Linked DNA regions of Homo sapiens: region 1 is linked to region 2. Evidence: chromatin loops called from intact Hi-C (ENCODE). Cell type or tissue: heart right ventricle. All regions are shown on one strand.

Region 1 (5,000 bases), 260 kb after region 2:
TCTTGCTGGTCACATTCTTAGGTTGGCTCTTTCTAGGTGGTGGCTAAGGTGGCCCCTAGCAATTTCATTTTTTCATAGTCTTTAGTGTTTGTGATCTAGGAGAAAGGTCTTGAAGCACCTATATTAGTCCCTGAAAAAGACTGATTGGCCCTGCTTAGGTCACTTGCCCATCTTTTTATAAGCTTTTGTATTCAGACTTACTAAGACTGTGACAAGCCTAGGTTACATGTCTATCCCTGAGGTGGGAGAAATAAGAATGTATGATTGATGGATAAAGGAGGGAGACGAAGGTAAAGAGAGTTTATGTCCAGAAAGTCTAAGGGATGCTGTGTAGGCAAAACAAGATTTCCCTTCATGTAGTAATAGTTAGCATTGATGGATGTTTAGTGGTTTCTCTGGAAACTATGCCTAAGTAAATTTGTTATTAATTCTAAGGAGATAGACCTCTATTAATAAGAAGCTCTTTGTATCTGTATGATACACTTATCATAAGATTTCTTTATTTGTAAAACAAAGAAATAATGTACTTGAGGTTAGGGTAGTTCTTTGATTGTCTGTGATGTTACTTAGAAATGTCCTTTGATTCATATGCATCTAATTTACGTTGCAGCGTTGAGGTGTAGTTTAGAGACTATGTTGGGTGTTGTCTTGTTCCGAGAGTTTATTACTAAATACCATGGTTAGGCTGCGGCAGACAATAAAACAGTCTGAGAGAGCTTGTCTCTATAGTAATATTTTAAACTCATTTAAATTTAGAAAAATATTTTGGCAAAAAATAATGTAAAAACAATTTTAAAAGTTTTGAAGAGGTGACTATCAGATCTATAATTAAGCATATTTTCTTTCCCTTTTTATAGTTGCTGCAATAGTATTATTCTGCTCCACTTCTAGCCCACACAGCATACCTCTGACAGAGGTGATTGGGCCGATATGGCTGATGCTGCTCCTGGGAACTGTGCATTGCCAGATTGTTTCCACAAGAACACCCAAACCTCCTCTAAGTACAGGGGGTAAAAGAAGAAGGTACTGTTTTTTAAAAAGTAATCTTTTTGTACATTTATGTAATTTGAATCTACGATTGTTCTTGACTCCTCTTACCTTCATAGACTAAAATCTTATCTTGTAAGGTTGCTGTTTCAAAAAAACACTGAGCTTCAGAATCAATTACCAGATGATTTAGTTTCCATATTTGCTTCAAGGCCATTTTAAGACCACATGCCTGTGTTTTTGTTTCTTTTTTTTTTTTTTCCTTGAAGCTCATTTATAGTCACCTAATATCAATGTAGACAATATATGTTAGCTAGATTGTTAATAATTCCTACTACTTATAAAAATCTTGTATTTCTAATAGAAGATGCTTTGGCAAAAACAAAAACCTAGAAAAAATTTCAGCTAAACTGTATTTACTAAATGCTATTTGGTTTTGTTTTGTTTTTTTTTTTGTATTTTTTTTGAGACAGGGTCTCACTGTCTCCGTCACCCAGGCTGGAGTCCAGCTCACTGTGGCCTGGACCTCCTGGGCTCAAGTGATCCTCTCACCTCATCCTCCTGAGTAGCTGGGAATACAGGTGTATGCCACCCCACCTGACTAGTTTTTTTATTTTTTATTTTTTGTAGAGATGGGGTCTCACTTTATTGTCCAGGCTAGTCTTGAATTCCTGGGCTCAAGCGATCCTCCCACCTCGGCCTCCCAAAGTGCTGGGATTACAGGCATGAGCCACCACACCTGGCCACTAAATTCTGTTTGAATCTGTTTAATATTACCCTTGATTCAGTAAATATAGCATATCTCACTGGCCAATCAGCACACTGGAGTTTGTTTTAAGGTTCTTTTGGAGCAGGTCCTCTTTTGAATATCATTGCTAAGAGATTGTGACATTTGTAGTTTTTTGGTGCTGAGATTTAAGCCCATCTCATTTTTAAAAGATAATACATTAGATAAATAGCAATGTCCATAAATTAGATTATAATTCTCTCCAATCTAAATTTTCTTCTTTCTTCATCTGCAGATAAGTGGCATTCAAATAGGGAAGAAATGCTTTTGTAAATATCCATCCAATGCAATCCTTTCAATCTTCTGTCCACTGACCTGCCACTATAAGCAAGGACCAATACCTTAACATTTCTAGAAATTGGTCTTGAATATGCATCATGATATTTGGATTAAATTTTATCTAGTAAATCTAAATTTTATTATGTGTTAAGTAAAGTTCCTGTGTTTATGTTTTCCAAAATTTTGATTGTACTACTGAGAAAGTGGTTATTAAAATATTAAAGCTGCCTTCCATTCTTAATCTCTTCTGATGAAGGAAATTAAGAAAAGCAGCCCATTTGGAAGTACATAGGGAAGGAGATGGTTCTAGTACCACAGATAACACACAAGAGGGAGCAGTTCAGAACCACGGTACAAGCACCTCTCACAGCGTTGGCACTGTCTTCAGAGATCTCTGGCATGCTGCTTTCTTTTTATCAGGGTTTGTATTTATTTAAGGTTTTATATGGCATAGAGATGGCACTATCCTTTTTCTGGCACTTCAGTCTCAGGTAATGAATATTAATTACTTTAAATGTGACAGCCTCATTATGGATTTTGTTTTGATAAATTATAATAGTATAGATAATGGAAAAATAGACACTGTAAACTTTATTTGGCTCATGTGTACATACATCTATACGAGAATGAATATATCAAAGCATATTTAGCTAGGATTTCCTTTTTTTTTTGGGACAGAGTCTGGCTCTGTTGCCCAGGCTGGAGTGCAGTGGCACGATCTCGGCTCACTGCATCCTCTACCTTCTGGGTTCAAGTGATTCTCCTGCCTCAGCCACCCGAGTAGCTGGGCTTACAGGCACGTGCCACCACACCTGGCTAATTTTTTGTATTTTTAGTAGAGATGGGGTTTTACCATATTGGCCAGACCTCGGCCTCCTAAAGTGCTGTGATTACAGGTGTGAGCCACCGAACCCGGCCAGGATTTCTTGATTTTGGTTTCTTTTATATTTCTGAAGTACTATTTTACTTGTGTTAATTGGTTAATTTATTTTTATCACCGTTTTGGGTCAAAATTGGCTGTATTAAAATGTCATGTGAATTGTATAATTTTTTTCTTCTAAGTTCTTGCCTCAATTATCCAAAATTATCTGAAATAAAACATATAGGCATTGTTACTTAAGTGAATAAAATGTATATTATAGTATGTGATTCTACTTTTGTACAATGTACCATGAGCATTTGTGTACTATACAAAAATGGCTTTTTGCATACAACTATACAAAAATGGCTTTTTGCATACAACTATACAAAAATGGCTTTTTGCATACAACTATACAAAAATGGCTTTTTGCATACAACTATACAAAAATGGCTTCTTGTATAGTTTGTATAGTTGTACCATCAATGAAGACTTACCAAATAGGAAAATATAATTACAGCAAACATTAAAAAAAACCTAACTCAAGCTTGTATTATTATTATTATTATTTTGAATATTCAGAACACTTAAGGGTTGTATTACTAGTTTATATATACCTATAATAAATGTGAAAAAAGTTAAAAGGCTATGATCAAAATATTGAGTGTAACTGATGAAAGGTACTTAATCAAGAAAAGGGATATTGCAAATAACTATTCTGTCACTTTGTTAACTCCACTAATACCATATTTCATCAATTTGTGATTGTGCTCTTAGGATAAAGTTTATCATGCATTACAGAACTAAGCAGTTATATCCAGGGCATATTTTCGTTGATTGTAATTTTGGGGAAAGTTTTCCAGATTTTAATAGTTTACAGTAACATGGCATTAAGTGAAAATCCTTTCTATTCCAATCACCTATTCTTCCTCCAGGGACAATATGTTTTGTTTTCGTTTTTAAACTTGGGTTGAATTCTGTCTATATCTCTCTCTTCTTTAGTCTTTTAAAAAAAATGTTTTGCACATAACTAACTTGGATGTAATATAGCTCTCCTTTCTAACTTTGGCATGCAACAATTTAGTCACTGCAAAGTCAGTTTCTTGAGCATTTCCAGATAAGCAGTTATAAATAGCGTAATGGATATATTTCACTTTTTGGGAATCATTCTTTTGTTTTGGTTGTCTACAACTGATATTATGTGTAGTATTCAGAGTCCCCCTAAAACTAGCAGGGTTGATACCTTTGGAAGTTTACTATGTTTCTCTTATCAAATGAGATAGAGACTTAAATATTCCTCCTGTTGGGCAGCAGCATGACCATGATCATGACTGCCATTGCAGTGGCTGTCCATTATAGTGGCGAACTCACTCTGGATTTATTCTCTTTAATCATGACAGCTGTACATCTAAATATTTTAAAAGATGTACTGTGTTTATCTCATTTTGGGGCTGGTTTGCTAGCATATGAATGAGACTTTTATTAGGTACAAGTAGATCTTAAGAGAAGTGTTAATTTTAGAAGTCCTAAGCTGAGTTCAGAGATCTTGATGATATTTTCTTCTTTCAGGCTTTGTTAAGACAGGAAGTGCTTAAACTAAGCACTTATCAACTAAGCACTTATCAACTTATCAACTAAGACTTAACAAAATTGTTTCTGGTGATAAATTGAAAAGCTGGATACTTCCGTTAAGTTATCTCTGTTAACATAACTGATAGGAAAATAAATTAATAACCACACAGATACCTAAGCTTTGTGTATGGTATGTTGATGGTTTTCTAGATGTTAGGTTGAGAACCACTATTCTATTTTTGTATATATATATATTTTTAACCTATCTCACTGCACACTGAGAGAACCACCTTTTTTTTTTTTTTTTTTTTTTTTTTTTTTTTTTTTTTTGAGACAGGGTCTCACTGCTGTAGTCCTTGGTGGAGCGCAGTGGCGTGATCATGGCTCCCTGAAGCCTCAACCTCCCAGGCTCAGGTGATTCTCCCACTTCAGACTCTCAAGTAGCTGGGACTATAGGCATTTGCCACCATGCCCAGCTAAGAGAACCACTATTTTAAAACCCTGTATTTATAAGTT
Region 2 (5,000 bases):
AATCTATGAAATCATTTTGGTTTAATATTAAATACAATACTAAATTGAATTAGCTCACTTTTATGCTGGTTTTAGTAAAGTTCTTGTTGCTTTTGGCCTTTTACAGAGGTATCTCCTAATTGCCTGCTTTTAATGGCTATTCTAGGTATCAAAAATTCAGATTATATTAATAACTTTCTAAATAATGGTGTATAAAGTTAATTTCAGTTTTTTAGTACTTTATTCTTCAATTCTGGGTCTTCGTTACACAGCCTTAAAGGCCAGAAATTCATGTTTTCATTCTGGCAAATAGAGAACTGCAAAGGCTTTAACCCAGATTTTGGCATATTTCCACTCAATAAGCAACCCTTGCATATTGTGCTAAACATGGAAAGTAGATCTAGTTTTGAACATAAACTGTATTTTTAACAGATTTGCTGCAACCTGTTCCCTTGTCTCCAAGGTGCATAATTCCTATAAAATATGCAAATGACCAATATTCAGATCGTAAATAATTTGACCAGTAAAAGCAGCAATGCTTGGGTAGCTCAAGGAGATAGTCTCTCTGTTCTAAAGTACGACAAATCTGAGCTTTGTTGAATTAGTGGGGGAAGGGAATTCCAAAGATTCCAGTCATTTTACATTTTGTAGAGATAACGTGGCATAAGTGCTGTTATCATGACTTAATGTACTAGTATTTGTAACTTTAGAACTCTTGCCAATACTTCAAAAAGAACATATTTTTAACTTCTACAGATTTATACCCAAACAGCCAATATGAAGTAAACAAGAAAACAATGTATATTTCTCCTTAAAATATGTTTTTCTGAAAATCAAGGACCAAGGAAATGTTTTTCTGATCACAAAATTCTACAGTAGGATTAGCAGTTTAATGAAAATTCAAATGTACAAACTTTCTGCACATTTGCTTCTAAATTTTAGCTTTGTCTATATACAACCTAGAATATTTCTTTTTCTTTTTCTTTTTGAGACAGAGTCTCACTCTGTCACCCAGGCTGGAGTGTGCAGTGGAGCAGTCATGGCTCACTGCAGCCTTGACCTTCCAGGCTCAAGCAGTCCTCCCACCTCAGCTTCCCGAGTAGCTGGGACCACAGGCGCATGCCACCACGCCCAGCTAAGTTTTGTATTTCTCAGTAGAGATGGGGTTTCGCCATGTTGCCCAGACCGAACTACTGGGCTCAAGCGATCCTCCTGCCTCGGCTTCCCAAAGTGCTGGGATTAACAGGCATAAGCCACCATGCCTAGCCTAGAATGTTTACAATATCTTCCAAAACAATGTGAAAATTGTTAAAGTGATTTAAATAATTTTCTGTATTAGGCTAAGTATTTACCTTTCTCATTGTATTTGAAGGAAGTACACAGTAACATTTTGCATGCAGTTTCTATGCTAAAATTTTTAAATACCAGGATAATACATAGGTATTATAGTTTGGAAGATATAGAGATTAGCTGATGTTAACGTTAGGAAAGAAGGGTTTTTTTGGTTTGGTTGGTTGGTTTTTGTTTGTTTGTTTGTTTGTTTGTTGAGATGTAGTCTTGCTCTGTTGCCCAGGCTGGAGTGCAGTGGCATGATCTAGGCTCACTGCAACCTCTGCCTCCCGAGTTCAAGCGATTCTCCTGCCTCAGTCTCCCAAGTAGCTGGGACTACAGGCATGTGCCACCATGCCCGACTGATTTTTGTATTTTTAGTAGAGATGGGGTTTTACTCTGTTGGCCAGGGTGGTCTCAAACTCCTGACCTCGTGATCCGCCCGCCTCGGCCTCCCAAAGTGCTGGGATTACAGTCGTAAGCCACTGTGCCCAGCCTAGGAAAAAAGTTTTTTAAAATTAAGACTCTATATGTACACATTTCACTGTTTCAGAAAAGTGAAATGCAGTTTATAAGGAATTTTCTGTTGCCATTCAGAATAACAAAATATTCTTAGATCTTTTCAACCTAAAATGAGTAGTCCATTTTAATAATTATTCTACCTACCAATATCACTTTCCATGTAATAGAAATAAATTGAAATTCATAGGTAGAAGCTTTACGTTTAGACTTTATTTTCATTTGAATTGACTTGAATGTAAGGCCAGAGATTTTTGCAAGTTGGATTCTTTGACTAAGGATTCAAAATATTGATAGCTTTTAGCAGTTTGAGTGGCAGTAGGGATTGGAAATGTCATCTAACTCTTTTGCCATTCCACCAGAAGAGGGCAGCAAAGCAAACCAAGAGGAAATTTATGGGTCAAAAAATTTAGAAAAGTCACTCGAAATTCAGAGAGCTTAGTACAAAAGCTTGTTTGGGTGGCTTCAGTGTTTGGGAGTGTATATGAAGTCCCTACTGCCAGAGGCCCCATAGACCATTTTGCAAGAGGCTTGAGCAAATCTTAAAGCTTAAATATATGTTCCTGCAGACTGAGGCCTGTCAAATAAAAATCATTGACCTTGTTGAATGCTTTCCGTGTGCTAGACACTGCTAATCTCTGTATACATATTTATTCAAACTTCACAAAAACCTCATGAGGTAGACTGTCTTATGAATGAATCTGAAAAATACAGACTTTAGATAATGTTTATAAAGTCACACAAAGTAGTACAAAGCCACAATTTAAATCTAGCTCCTATTCTAAAATCCTCACTCTTAACTACTGACCCTATTATATGCTTCTACATTTCAGAGAAGATAGGAATACAGGCTTTAATGGATAAGAAACATATGTGCTAGTTAACTCAGTTGAAAAAGGGGCTAGTTAAGTCAAGGGTCACTGATAAGCTTTATTTTATTTTATGATTTATTTATTTATTTGAAACAGTCTTGCTCTGGCGCCCATGCTGGAGTGCAGCGGCATGATCTGTGGTCACTGTAACCTCTGCCTCCCAGGTTCAAGTGATTCTCCTGTCTCAGCCTCCCAAGTAGCTGGGAGTACAGACGCCTGACACCATACCCGGCTAATTTTTGTATTTTTAGTAGAGACAGGGTTTCACCATGTTGGCCAGGCTGGTCTCCAACTCCTCACCTCAAGTGATATACCCGCTTCATCCTCCCAAAATGCTGGGATTACAGGCGTGAGTCCAAGACACACACACACACACACGCACACACACGTGTGTATGTATGTATGTGTGTGTGTGTATATATATATATATATTGTGTGTAATTTTTTTTTTTGAGACGAGACTTTATGGCCAGGCTGGAGTGCAGTGGTGCAATCTCGGCTCACTGCAACCTCCCCCTCCCGGGTTCAAGCGATTCTCCTGCCTCAGCCTCCTGCGTAGCTGGGACTACAGTCACACACCACCGTGCCCAGCTAATTTTTTTTTTTGTATTTTTAGTAGAGACGGAGTTTCACCATGTTAGCCAGGATGGTCTCGATATCTTAACCTCGTGATCCGCCTGCCTCGGCCTCCCAAAGTCCTGGGATTACAGGTGTGAGCCACCACGCCCAGTCCCCAAGACATATGTTTTAAAGCCTATGAGTTCGCCAGGCATGGTGGCTCACACCTGTAATCCCAGCATTTTGGCAGGCCGAGGCGGGTGGATCACCTGAAGTCAGGAGTTAAAGACCAGCCTGGCTAACATGGTGAAATTCCATCTCTACTAAAAATACAAATATTAGCTGGGTGTGGTGGCAGTCCCCTGTAATCCCAGCTACTTGGGAGGCTGAGGCAAAAGAATCGCTTGAACCCGGGATGCGGAGGTTGCAGTGAGACGAGATCGCGGCATTGCACTTCAGCCTGGGCAAGAGAGCAAGACTATGTCTCAAAAAAAAAAAAAAAACAAACTTCTTGAAGCTGGGCGCAGTGGCATGTGCCTATCGTCCCAGCTACTCAGGAGGCTGAAGTGGGAGGATTATTTGCGCCCAGAAATTTGAGGCCACAGTGTGGTATATCATCTGTCAATAGCCACTGCACTACAAACTGGGCATCCTAGCAAGAACCTGTATCTCCAAAAAAAAAAAACTTGAAAAGTGATTAAGACTATCCACGTGTTTTTTCTTACTGTTTCTGTCTACTTCCTAATCTGCAGATCTGCAAATGGAATAAATGCAAATGGGATAAATGCAAAATGGAATAAATGTCTGGCAGAAGTCAGAATCTGGAATTTTTACCAATTTTGTCCAATTTAATTTTACAGTCAACTTGATCAGCTACTGAGGTGTGTTGGAAGTCATAGCCACAATATTTTGCAGCTCCTCCCATCAAGGTAGTGTTTGTTTTCCCAGCCCTAGTATTTGAGCTGGCCTTGTGCCTTGCTTTAACCAATAAAATGAGCAGATGTGTTTCTGGGCTGGTTCTGAGACCTTAAGAGACCTTCTGCTTCAGTCTCTTGGGGTCCTGCTGGCATGTAAAGAAGCTCAGGCTAAGCCATGGACGGATGAGAGACCACGTGGGGAGATTCCCAACAAGTCCCAACCCACATCACATGGAAGAAAGTCATACAGCAGCGCCCTCATGCAGAATGGTGAGAAATCATTAAGTGTTCTTTTAAAGTTATGTTTTATAGTAGGTTTCTAATTTATTATTTTTTCAGATGTAGAGATGGGGCCTTGCTATGTTGCCCAGGTCGGTCTTGAACTCCTGGCCTCAAGCAATGTTCCCATTTCACCCCCTCATCGTGCTAGGATTACAGGCACGAGCCACTGCACCTGGCCTACGGTAGTTTATTATGCAGCAATGTATGACACAAACAATTACAATAATGGAGAACAGAACATAAGTTAAATCTACAAATATTTCATGTAGATTCTACTTTTTTCCTATCCACTATCACTTTTCCACTGTTTGTAGGTGTATAAAATCACCTTGTGTGTCCCTTCTCTTTTCCTTTCCACAGCACGGTACTGGTAATGAACAGCAAAAATGTCAAAAGGCTGTAGCTAAATGCCAAAGAATTTCCAAAGTCTTAAGCCTTAAATAATCAGAAATGTGCCTGCATGTTTGATAAAACTCTCTAAGAAGCTCTTAAGTCTGGGAAAGCATTTACCCAGACTGTAAAATAGAAAGGCATTCTAATAGTC

The links. A loop is a pair of places that touch in the nucleus more often than their neighbours do. Peaks named below come from ENCODE experiments on the same cell type or tissue, not always from the same donor. Only the 100,000 strongest peaks of a DNase experiment are listed, where the experiment ranks them.
Region 1: a loop joins it to region 2, with 4 times the contacts of the local background. A loop is called at or near these places in 11 of 110 quality-filtered maps.

The regions. Positions count from the first base shown.
Region 1 is chr7:77,907,936-77,912,935 of GRCh38, forward strand. It overlaps PHTF2 (putative homeodomain transcription factor 2), which reads left to right. Exons shown (of 19, transcript NM_001395272.1): 7 at 858-1,023; 8 at 2,310-2,474. LOC124901682 (a long non-coding RNA gene) reads right to left here. Exons shown (of 3, transcript XR_007060398.1): 3 at 3,069-3,141. Among named protein-coding and RNA genes, the nearest start is that of DDX3ILA1, 80 kb to the right of the region's middle. In heart right ventricle, a CTCF peak has its summit at 2,401; no DNase peak of the experiment used is centred here.
Region 2 is chr7:77,649,554-77,654,553 of GRCh38, forward strand. It overlaps LOC105375363 (a long non-coding RNA gene), which reads left to right and starts at 3,788. Exons shown (of 3, transcript XR_927695.3): 1 at 3,788-4,186; 2 at 4,306-4,444. In heart right ventricle, a CTCF peak has its summit at 2,195 (motif pointing right); no DNase peak of the experiment used is centred here.